2 separate regions of the Homo sapiens genome follow, and region 1 is linked to region 2. A link is a loop called in an ENCODE intact Hi-C map of the cell type or tissue named here. Cell type or tissue: endothelial cell of umbilical vein. All regions are shown on one strand. Links, peaks and the distances in the headings refer to the core of each region. The heading gives the core; the rest is flanking DNA. Region 1 overlaps CCDC146 (coiled-coil domain containing 146). Region 2 overlaps CCDC146 (coiled-coil domain containing 146).

The links. Hi-C counts contacts between places; a loop is a spot of excess contacts. Peaks named below come from ENCODE experiments on the same cell type or tissue, not always from the same donor. Only the 100,000 strongest peaks of a DNase experiment are listed, where the experiment ranks them.
Region 1: it touches region 2 in a loop (9-fold over the local background); 1 of 110 quality-filtered maps calls a loop at or near these places.

The regions. Positions count from the first base shown.
Region 1 is chr7:77,174,429-77,179,816 of GRCh38, reverse strand. The region is part of intron 2 of CCDC146 (coiled-coil domain containing 146); the gene reads right to left. Among named protein-coding and RNA genes, the nearest start is that of FGL2, 23 kb to the left of the region's middle. In endothelial cell of umbilical vein, for the core only: no CTCF peak of the experiment used is centred there; no DNase peak of the experiment used is centred there; H3K27ac peaks cover 566 bases.
Region 2 is chr7:77,223,698-77,229,085 of GRCh38, reverse strand. All of the region lies in intron 2 of CCDC146 (coiled-coil domain containing 146), which reads right to left. The region is part of intron 1 of CCDC146-AS1 (CCDC146 antisense RNA 1); the gene reads left to right. Among named protein-coding and RNA genes, the nearest start is that of CCDC146-AS1, 22 kb to the left of the region's middle. In endothelial cell of umbilical vein, for the core only: no CTCF peak of the experiment used is centred there; a DNase peak (open chromatin) is centred at 2,495.

The DNA.
Region 1 (5,388 bases), core at 177-5,176, 49 kb after region 2:
AAAAAGTTCTAGAGATTAGTTGAACAATAATGTGAATATACTTAACACAAATGGTACACTTAAAAACAGTTAAAATAGTATAATTTTATCACAAAGGTTTTTTTTGAACGAGCAAATCCACTGACCCAGCAATCCCACTATTAGGAATTTGACCTTTTAAGATGACTACTCCAGTATTAAATGATGCATGTATAAAGTTAGTCACTCTATCATTATCTGCAAGAGCAGATGATTGGAAATGACCTAAATGTCTCATAATAAGGAACTAGTTTTAAAAAGCATGTTCCATTCATGCCTTGAAATACTATACAATGAAAAAATAAAAATTGTATAAATATGTGAAAAAAACAGTGTGTATATTATACTAAGACTTACTTCTTTGTGCATAGATGTTCTACAAGGCTATATAAAAGATTGTTAATTATGGTTGTCTCTTGGGAGGGGGAGTTTAGATTGTATAATGGGGTAGAAGGCTGACTTTTCATTGTTTACTATTCTGCACCTTCTGGATTTTGTACTATGTATATATTTTATATATTAAAATAGCTTTATATAAATAAAACTAGCCCCATGGCTGAATAAATTTTATTACAATTTTATTATGATTCCCTGATACTCTGTTCCTTAACTTCCCAGTCTGGCTTGCATCTCACTGCTTGACCATTGAGAACCTAATCTTGCTTGCCTAATGAAAACTTTAGTAATTGTCTTGTCTTAGCTAACTTTTCTGGGTTGACTCCTGCTAACTCATTTAACTGATTTACCTGTAAGTCTGGTTACTAGATGGACAAATTCCCAATCCTGCTCCCTTCTGTTTATTTGCCAAGGAATCTACCCAACAGACAACAGTACCCTCTCTCTACCTATATATTAATACATTTTTTGTTGAAAAAGGTATTTTATTTTAATCCTTAAGCTTCCATGTTTAGTCCCCAATGTATTAAAATAGTGATTGCATTACTAAAGACACTGTTTTACAAGATGCACATTCACCTAAGAGCCACGAGCTTTCCAAAGCCAACCTTCTCTCAAAGGAGAAAATACTATTCTTTCTCCTAGTACTTATTTTGAAGAGCAACATCCGTTCAGCGACTATTTAGAAAGCCAGTATCAAAGTTTAGATCATTATTTTTAATATTTAATCAAGTTGCTACAACAGTAGTAAACAATCAATGAAAAATAAAGAGGTGATTAAAACTGTATTAACTACGTAATTAAACACACATGCACATACACATACAAACTAGGATCTCATTATGTCAGTAAAGAACTAGAAAAGGATAAAGGAGAAGAGAGGCAAATAAACCACACAAACAGAGGGACAGATGGGCCACTGAGGGTAGGGCCACTGCTGCGTTTTCCTCCCATTCCTAGCCTTGGGTTTGGCATATTGTAGATGCTCAGGAAAGAGTTTTCAGAATGAACAAAGGAAGATAATCTCACAGATTGTATGTGAGGAGGTAAAGGACCAATTTTTCTTTATCTTTCTTCTTCTCTGTCCCCTTTTCAACATCCTTCTGACTCCCTCTTACCACTAAGCATAGCTTGTTCAAATAGAGTTGTTCTGACAATACCCCAGATTCCTGGCCAAAATCAATCTCCATGTTTGTCATTTTAAAGGTGCCAAGAGGAGGACATCCTAACACAGTGCCTTCTTTCCTCTTACCCTGACCTCTTCTGCAGTGTACAATTTAACTGAATTGAGGGGTATTAATCTACTTTGCAAAGTGGAATTTGGCCTGTATTCTTATAATCTTAGTGTCAATATTCAATCTTTGTAAATGGATTTAGGTATGTTGATATCTCAAATATTTAAGTGCATTACAAGGTCTTCTTCCATACTGGAAAAGTTTTTAAATTTCCACCCCACTGTCAGAGTAAAAACAATAATAACAAAAATATGGGAACAATAGAACCTATCTGTACTGTTCAATAAACTATCCGTCTCTTTAAAGATTCTTGACAGCCAAGGAAAATCTTGAAAAATTATTCTTGCAAGGGTGCCTGGATGTCTGAAGGAAAAGCGAAAACATGCCAATAATAGCAAGATTTGCAGGAAGGTTTATAAAAGAAACTTAGTCATTTTTTAAAGCACAGCCTATAAGTACAGCTGTTAGTGAGGGGTGATAACTAAGGAGAGGATGGGGAAACATACTAGAAATATTTAAACAGAGTGTACATATTTATCTTTGTTTTAATACACAGTCTACTTTAAAAGTCAAATTGTAAAACCTAAAATAGCAGTGTTTAAATGTGTGAATGTCAAGTGAACAATGTCAAGTGAAATGCGCGCTGAAGCAGGAAACGGAAGATTGGGTTCCAAATTCCACCCCGATGTGTAACCCAGGGCGAGTCTCAATCTTCCAGAATCTTTAAGATGGAAATAGCAATATCTCAAAACTCCTATTACAGAATCGTTCTGAAAAGTAAGTTTACATACTTGAAACTACTTCGTAAGCTCCTTGAGGGTGGGGTTCTTATCTTTTCCCCTTTATAACCAGTTACTTAAGGTATAAAAAAATAGAAAATATTTAATTCCTCGAAAAAAATTGAAATGTCATTAGGGATTATCTCAAGAAGCTCATTAGTAACTCTATAGAAGGTCCAACCTACAAAATAAATGAAGCTTTAGTAGCGTCAGCAAATCACCGATACTTTCAGTAATTAAAACTTTAATTTTAGGCCAGGTGCAGGGGTTTACACCTGTAATCCCAGCATTTTGAGAGGCCGAGGTGGGTAGATCACTTGAGCCCAGGAGTTTGAGACCAGCCTGGACAACATGGTGAAACTCTATCTCTACATAAAATACAAAAATCAGCCAGGCCTGGTGTTATGTGTCGGTGGTCCCAGCTACTCCAGGGGCTGAGGTGGGAGGATTGCTTGAGCCCAGAAGGTAGAAGTTGCAGTGAGCTGAGATTGTGTCACTGCACTTCAGTCTGGGCAACAGAGACAGACCTTATATCAAAAAAATTTATTTAAAAAACCAACATTTATTTATCTGGTACCAGCCTTAAGAGAACAAAATATATAGAAAATAAAGCATCTTTTGAATATGTGAATATCCTCATAAAAAAAGATAACTTTACAAGTATGAAATTAGGTAAATAATGGCAGCATCTTTCTTTAAATCCACAGTGGTAGACTGTGTTGTTAAATATACATAGGTATCAAGTTGCAATTCTTTCAGAAAGCATTCTGAATACTATATCAACAACCTACCGTGTCTACTACACCTCTAGCCAGAGACTTCCCCCATAGGCTCAGATCCACATACCGGACATTCCCTTCAGACCTGTTGCTTCTTCTGAACTCTCATGTATGGTGCCATAATTTGGCTGATTTCCTAAATCAGAATGCCAAGCATCAATTTAGAATCTTTTCCTCACCCACTCCATCCACTCAGACACTAAGTCTATAGAATTTTATACTTCCTTAACATCTCTCCTAAATGTATTCACTCCTTTTTTCCTCATTGCCAATGCCACTGTGCAGTCTCTCTTCACATCTTCATCACTGAAATGGCATTCTAACTGGTGAGATGGTAGGAATGGAAAACACAAATTCAAGAGATATTAACAAGAGAGAACCAACTGACAGAACCCAGGAGCAGAGTTGGGTTCCGGAGAAGGATAATGGATTTAGTTGTGAGTATGTTTAGTTTGAGGTACTTTGGGGTCATCTACATGAAGATATTCCAAGTATGTGCATACATGGGTATGGACGAAGAAACCAGATTCATAGTGGACCCTGTGTATATGGATGCAATATACCCTTTCATGTCTTACTGCCTTAAAAGCCTTTCTAGACCATCTCATCCCACAGCAGTCAAGCCTCCCTTTCCCTTCTGATAACACTGCTTGTATCCTCATATGCCTTTTGTTGACATTTAATATTTCAATCTTCTTGTTCACAAATAATGCTTCTAAAGAATAGGAACCTTTTTATGCTTTATGTCCATAAATTCTCATGGTATCTAGCATAATCCAGCACAGGAGGTGCTCAAAACCAAGGAGGAGTTGAAGGCATGAATTTCAGTAGCTTTAGCAATAATAATTATAAACATCTAGCACAGTGCCTGGCACATAGTAAATGCTGTATCTTTTATCTTTTAAATAGATTAAGACTTAATGTCCAAAATTATTGTTCACAAGGTTCTTGACATCTTAATACTCATCAAATCTGACATGCAACTGAAACTTGGACACAAATGCTGCTATTACATATTTTGTAAGAAGTACAACCACTCATAGTTTTATATATAACTTGTTTTCGTGAAAAGGTCATATATTAACAAACTTAATCCATCTTCATCATTGCCCATGATGATTGGTACACATCCACACTCTACTTTTAGTTTCATATTCTATTTTGATTCGTAGTTTTACTTCCTCGGTGTTTCCCTACAATGTTTGTTCTCCCTTTTATGCCTCCCAAATGCAATGCTCCTATGCCTCCTTTTTTCCACCCCTTGGCTAAGTCAGGTCAAAGACTTACTTAACAATGATTGGAACAATAATTATTTTCAGGAAATAAAGAGAAGGGAGGAGATGCCTGGCTCTTGGTAAAAAGCAAAGAGCCAATTATTTCGCTTAGGCGAAATAATTTAATGTTTTGATTTTGGCTCACAGCATTAAGACAAAAATGATTTTACAGCCTCCAAGTCTTGGAAAAGTTCAGCATCTGACACACTGGCCCTTGACAAGTGAGGCCACATTTATAAATCAGTGCTGCTTTACATAAGCACATACAGATAGAAGTAGAAATCCTAACTAGGGAATACCGTGAAAGCTATCACTTGTATTAACCCTGGACATGTGACAGCATCTAACATAATACCCATTGGAGTGTATGCTGGTTCAACGTCTTTGGAAAACTGATTGAAGGTCTTTACTAAAGCTGAATATAAACCTAGACTATGACAGATTAACCCCACTCCTGTGTATATACCCAAGATAAGTTCATTCTTAAGTACAAGGCATGCATAATGATCACAGAACTTTATTCATTATCTTCAAAACAGGAAATAATCCATTTTTATAAACAAAATAGAATGGATCAACAAATTATGGTATATTTACACAGTAGTGAGGTAGGAGGCAGAACTCGACTTCGGAGGTGGGGCTTGGACATCACACCAAATTGAGGACTAGCTAAAAGAGGTCTGAGGCAGAAGCACCTCCCCCATTAGACACCAGTGTGCCATGTTAGTTTACTGTTGCCATGGTAACATCAGGAAGTTACTGCCCCTTTCCATGGCATCAACCCGACAACCTGCAAGTTACCAACCTCATTCTAGAAATTTCTGCATAAACCAGTCCTTAATTTGCATCTAATTAAAAGTGGATATAAATTTGAGTGCAGAACTGCCTCTGAGCTCCTATTCCGTGT
Region 2 (5,388 bases), core at 86-5,085:
GCTCAACATCACTGACCATTAGAGAAATGCAAATCAAAACCACAATGAGACACCATCTCACACCAGTCAGAATGGCTACTGTTAGTTGGGGGAGGGAGAGCATTAGGAAAAATAGCTAATGCATGCTGGGCTTAATACCTAGGTGATGGGCTGATTGACAGGTGCAGCAAACCACCATGGCACACATTTACCTATGTAATAAACCTGCACATCCTGCATATGTACCCCAGAACTAAAGATAACAATTTTTAAAAAGTCAAAAAATAACAGATGTTGCTGAGGTTGTGGAGAAAAAGGAATGCTTATACACTGTTGGTGGGAGTGTAAGTATTTCAGCCATTGTAGAAGACAGTGGTGATTCCTCAAAGATCTAAAGACAGAAATACCATTTGATCCAGCAATCCCATTAATGGGTATATACCCAAAGGAATATAAATTATTCTATTATAAAGACACATCCATGTGTATGTTCATTGCAGCACTATTCACAATAGCAAAGACATGGAATCAACCTAAATGTCCATCAGTGATAGACTGGATGAAGAAAATGGGGTACACATACACCATGGAACACTATGCAGCCATAAAAAAGAATGAGATCATGTCCTTTGCAGGGTCATGGATGGAGCTGGAGGCCATTATCCTTAGCAAACTAACACAGGGGCAGAGAACCAAATACCACATGTTCTCACTTATAAGTGGGAGCTAAATGATGAAAACACATGGACACATAGAGGGAAACAACACACACTGGGGCCTGTCAGAGGGTGGAAGGGAGGAGAAGGGAGAGGATCAGGAAAAACTACTAATAGGTACTAGGCTTAATACCTGGGTGATGAAATAATCTGTACAACAAACCTCCATGATACAAGTTTACCTACGTAACAAACCTGCACTTGTATCACTAAACTTAAAGGTTAAAAAATATATAATGGTCTAGAAATAATGCCACATTAACAACAATGAGCACTCCTAATACATTTTGGTCTTTAATCTTATTTCCCACTAAAAGGAAGCAGCAAGTGTTAGAAATGGTTGATTTCAGGTCTGGTACAGGGAAGACACAAAGTGAAGCTGAGACATCTTGTTAAGCCAGAAAGCAAGAACTGTCCGTAGAAGATGATCTTATTTTACATATGAGTATGTGAATATATAGAGATCCAGAAGGATAAGAACTAAGATGTTAAAATGATGTGCTCTGGGTAGTAAGAATGTGCTGCTTTTATGTTTTTATTTTTGCTTGCCTGTGTTTTCTAATTTTTCCAATATGTATTACTTTTAATAACAAAAGGCTATTAAAAATGTGCTTGCAGACTATCACTGTAAACAAGAGGGAATTAGAGCAGAATTTAGAGAGAATTAGAATTTAGAGAGTACTGTGATCAGGTCCTAGTGGCAGATATAGGCAGATTCTAGCTCTGACTTACTGAATGCTCAACTGTATTTCCCCTAAGTTGAGTCCCATCTTTAACAGCAATGGTGGCCAGGCGCCGTGGCTCACGCCTGTAATGCCAGCACTTTGGGAGGCTGAGGCAGGCGGATCACGAGGTCAGGAGATCGAGACCATGCTGGCTAACACGGTGAAACCCCGTCTCTATTAAAAATACAAAAAATTAGCCGGGCGTGGTGGCAGGCACCTGTAGTCCCAGCTACTCGGGAGGCTGAGGCAGGAGAATGGCATGAACCCAGGAAGTGGAGCTTGCAGTGAGCCGAGATTGCACCACTGCACTCCAGCCTAGGCGACAGAGCAAGACTCCGTCTCAGAAAACAAACAAAAAAACAGCAATGGTTTGAAGCCTAATTGTAGGTGGGCCAAGGATACATGTTGGCTAGTTTTATGGCCACAGAAAAGCAGGAAAACTACAGAGGTTTCCTTTCCTGTTTTCTGTCTCTATCATTCTGCTGGCCTTTGGTGCCTTACAAACCTGCAAAGAAAGCTGACAGGGTAAAACACCTGAATATGTTCTTGCAGTTTCTACATAAATTGGAAAAGGTAAAGTCATAGATGTTCAGAATGTTAGTTGATAAACTTTGTTATTTCAGTCTCCTCTAAAAAAACAAATCTCTCTTAAAAAAACTAAACTGTGGAGAATAGATTTTAGCTGCCTTAAACATAAAAAATCATAATCTAGACGTCAACATTCATCAAAAAGTGACTTTTCTGTGAAATTATAAACTGTCTCTTTAAGCAGGTCGATCCCTGGTTAGAAACTTCACACTAAGTTCTAGCAGATAAAAATGCTTCACTCATAAACAATATCATACATGGAAAATGGTTGCATTTTCACATTGCATGATACAAGTGGGTGCAGAACTCAAGTTTGTCATGTTTCAAAAATGCAGAATCTAAGAAATATAGCACAAAGTTCAATCTTAAATTGTCAAAGAGCATACACAATGAAAGGTTAGATATAATGTCATAAGTTCATAAATATGATTTCACAATAGATTCTGTGTTATTGAATTGCCCTGCTGGCAATTATGTGACTGGAAGGAAACATTTACTCTAGAGATAAAGTTTAAAAAGAGTTCATGATTCATGGATGACATGTAACAATATGGAAAAAATTTCAAAAATGGAAATTCTAGGACATTTCAAGGAAGTAATAGCTCAGTAAGAGCTTTCACCAAGTGAGTTTATCTGGAAGGGGGTCAGCATGAGGAAAGAATTAGGTGTTTGCGTGGGTGTGTGCAGGGAACCTGGATTTGTCCAAGGTGGTCACAGCTATTTGCCTACCCTGTTCTTGTGACTTCTTTGACATTACCTAGTGGGTTGGCTTCATTCTGGGGAATGGCTGGCATGCTTTGGAAGGTAATATAAATGTGAAAGCATAAGTGGTTACCACTCTCATCTCCCTTTCGCCTGCTCCCCTCTCACTGCTGGAAATAAACAATACGGCCATTTCAAGTAGTTTCCAAATGCATTGAGCTCTCAAAACTGCTTCCTTTGACTTTTCCCATAGGTTATCTCAAGCTTTAGCTTTCTCACACACCTAACTCATTCACAGAAAATATTAGGCCACATATTCCTTTCCTCCTCCACCTGTGCTTTCAAATATATGCTCTCCTACCTTTTCCTAGGCATTGAGTCATCAGTAATAGCTTCTCTCCTTTTAATCTCTACTCCTTCCTTTTTTTTTTTGAGATGAAGTTTCGCTCTTGTTGCCTAGGCTGGAGTGCAATGGCGCAATCTCAGCTCACTGCAACCTCCGCCTCCAGGGTTCAAGCGATTCTCCTGCCTCAGCCTCCTGAGTAGCTGGGATTACAGGTGCCCGCCACCATGCCAAGCTAATTTTTGTATATTTAGTAGAGACGGGGTTTCACCATGCTGACCAGGCTGGTCTTGAACTTCTGACATCAGGTGATCCACCCACCTCGGCCTCCCAAAGTGTTGGGATTACAGGTGTGAGCCACCACGCACGGCCCTACTTCTTCTTTTTTACTGGCTAGCATAGTCTAGTAGTCAAGTATATCACAAGTCAAGTGGATTTTGTTTTGAATTATAGCTCTGCTAGTTTTTGTTTTTTTTTTTAAGGCAAAGTCTTGCTCTGTTGCCCAGGCTGGGGTACAGTGGTGTAATCATAACTCACTGCAGCCTCGAACTCCTGTGGCTCAAGCGATACTCCTGCCTCAGCCTCCCAAGTAGTTAGGACTACAGGTGTGCATCACCATGCCCCGCTAGGTTTTCTTAAAATGTTTTGTAGAGATGGAATCTCACTACGTTGCCCAGGCTGGTCTCGAACTTCTGGTCTCAGGCAATCCTTCTGCTTTGGTCTCCCCAAAAGTGATGGGATTACAGGTGTGAGCCACCATGCCTGGCCAGCTTTGCTATTTTTTAAAACTATGTAACTTGAAGTGATATTTAACTAGTCCTTGCCTCAGTCTCTTCAGTTGTAAGAGAGAAAAAATGAATCAATGTACATATGTAGTATAATATCTTAGTGTACAAATAAAGTCTTAATCAGTGTTAGCTATTTTATTATAATCATTATCATTATCTTCAACCTATAAATTTGCTCATCTCTCTCATTTCAAAAACAAACAAGACAAAATCCATCTTGGGCATAGTGCTCCCATTTAATTACCTTCTTTCTCTCCTTGACTTTTCATTTCAATTCTTCTCAAAAGAGTAGTCTCTGCTCTGTCCCTTCATTCCCTCCCCTTTCATCACTCAGCAACCTGTAGTAACCAGACTGCCAGTACACTATAAATTAGTAAACTGACTGAGGACTTCCTTACTTGTCTTCCTTGAGTCTGTCCTGCATGCTGCCAGCAGAATGCTCCATCGAAACACAATTCTCACCTTGCTTTAGACCCTTCAAAGGACCTCATCACCTTCAGAATTAAGTCTAGGCTCCTCAACATGGTGTACAAGGGTCTTCATTATCTGGTAGCTGCCGCCTTCTCCAAACCTGTCTCCTCCCTCTATCTCCCATGATGCTTTTGGTTCTGTAATAGCAACTACAATTCCTGTGGTAGGTAGAATAATCTCCCGCATCCCCCAGGATGTGCATGTCCTAATCCCTGGAACCTGTGGATGGCTTTCTTCACATGACAAAAGAGACTTTGCAAATGTGATTAAGAATGGCCCCTTGAGATGGGGAGATTATTGTGGATTAACCAGGTGAGCCCAATCCAATCATGTGAGTACTTCAAAGCAGAGAATTGTTCCTGGCTAGATTTGAGACATGAAATGAAAGGAGAAGGAGGAAAGATCTGAAATATGAGAAGGACTTGACCTACTGTTGCTGACTATGGAGGAAGGCGGTCATGAGTCAAGGAACGTAGGTGGCTTCCAGAAGCTGGAAAAGGCAAGCAACTAAATGCTCCCCTGGAGCCTCCAGAAAGGAATGTAGCCATGATTACACCTTGATTTTAGCCAACTGAGGCTCAGGTTGGACTTCTGACCTACAGAATTATTAGATGATAAATTTGTGTTTAAGCCACTAAGTTTGTGGTAATTTGTTATGGCAGCAACAGAAAACTAATACAGTTCCTAAACCATACCATGTTTTTACATGTTATTTCTACCTATCTGCAATTTCTTTTCTCTCTTCTTATCTACTTGGAACACTCCTATTACTCCTATTCTTCCTTTAAAGCATCTCAGTGGCCACCACCTGTGGCTCCTTCAAGTGACACCTCCAGGTAGAATCAATTAGTTCTCCCTACTGCTGCTGTATTTTCAGATGCCTCTATTATTTCACACGTTGTACACTGTGGTCAACATGTTTAAACATTTACCCCCCCATTAGACTGTGCATTCCTTGATGACAGGAACCCTGCTCTATTCATCTTTGAGTCCTCACACATAATTTGACATCCTATAAGTGTTTAATAATTTCCATTAACTGTTGTTGATCTAAGCTTATCTTAAAACCAATGATG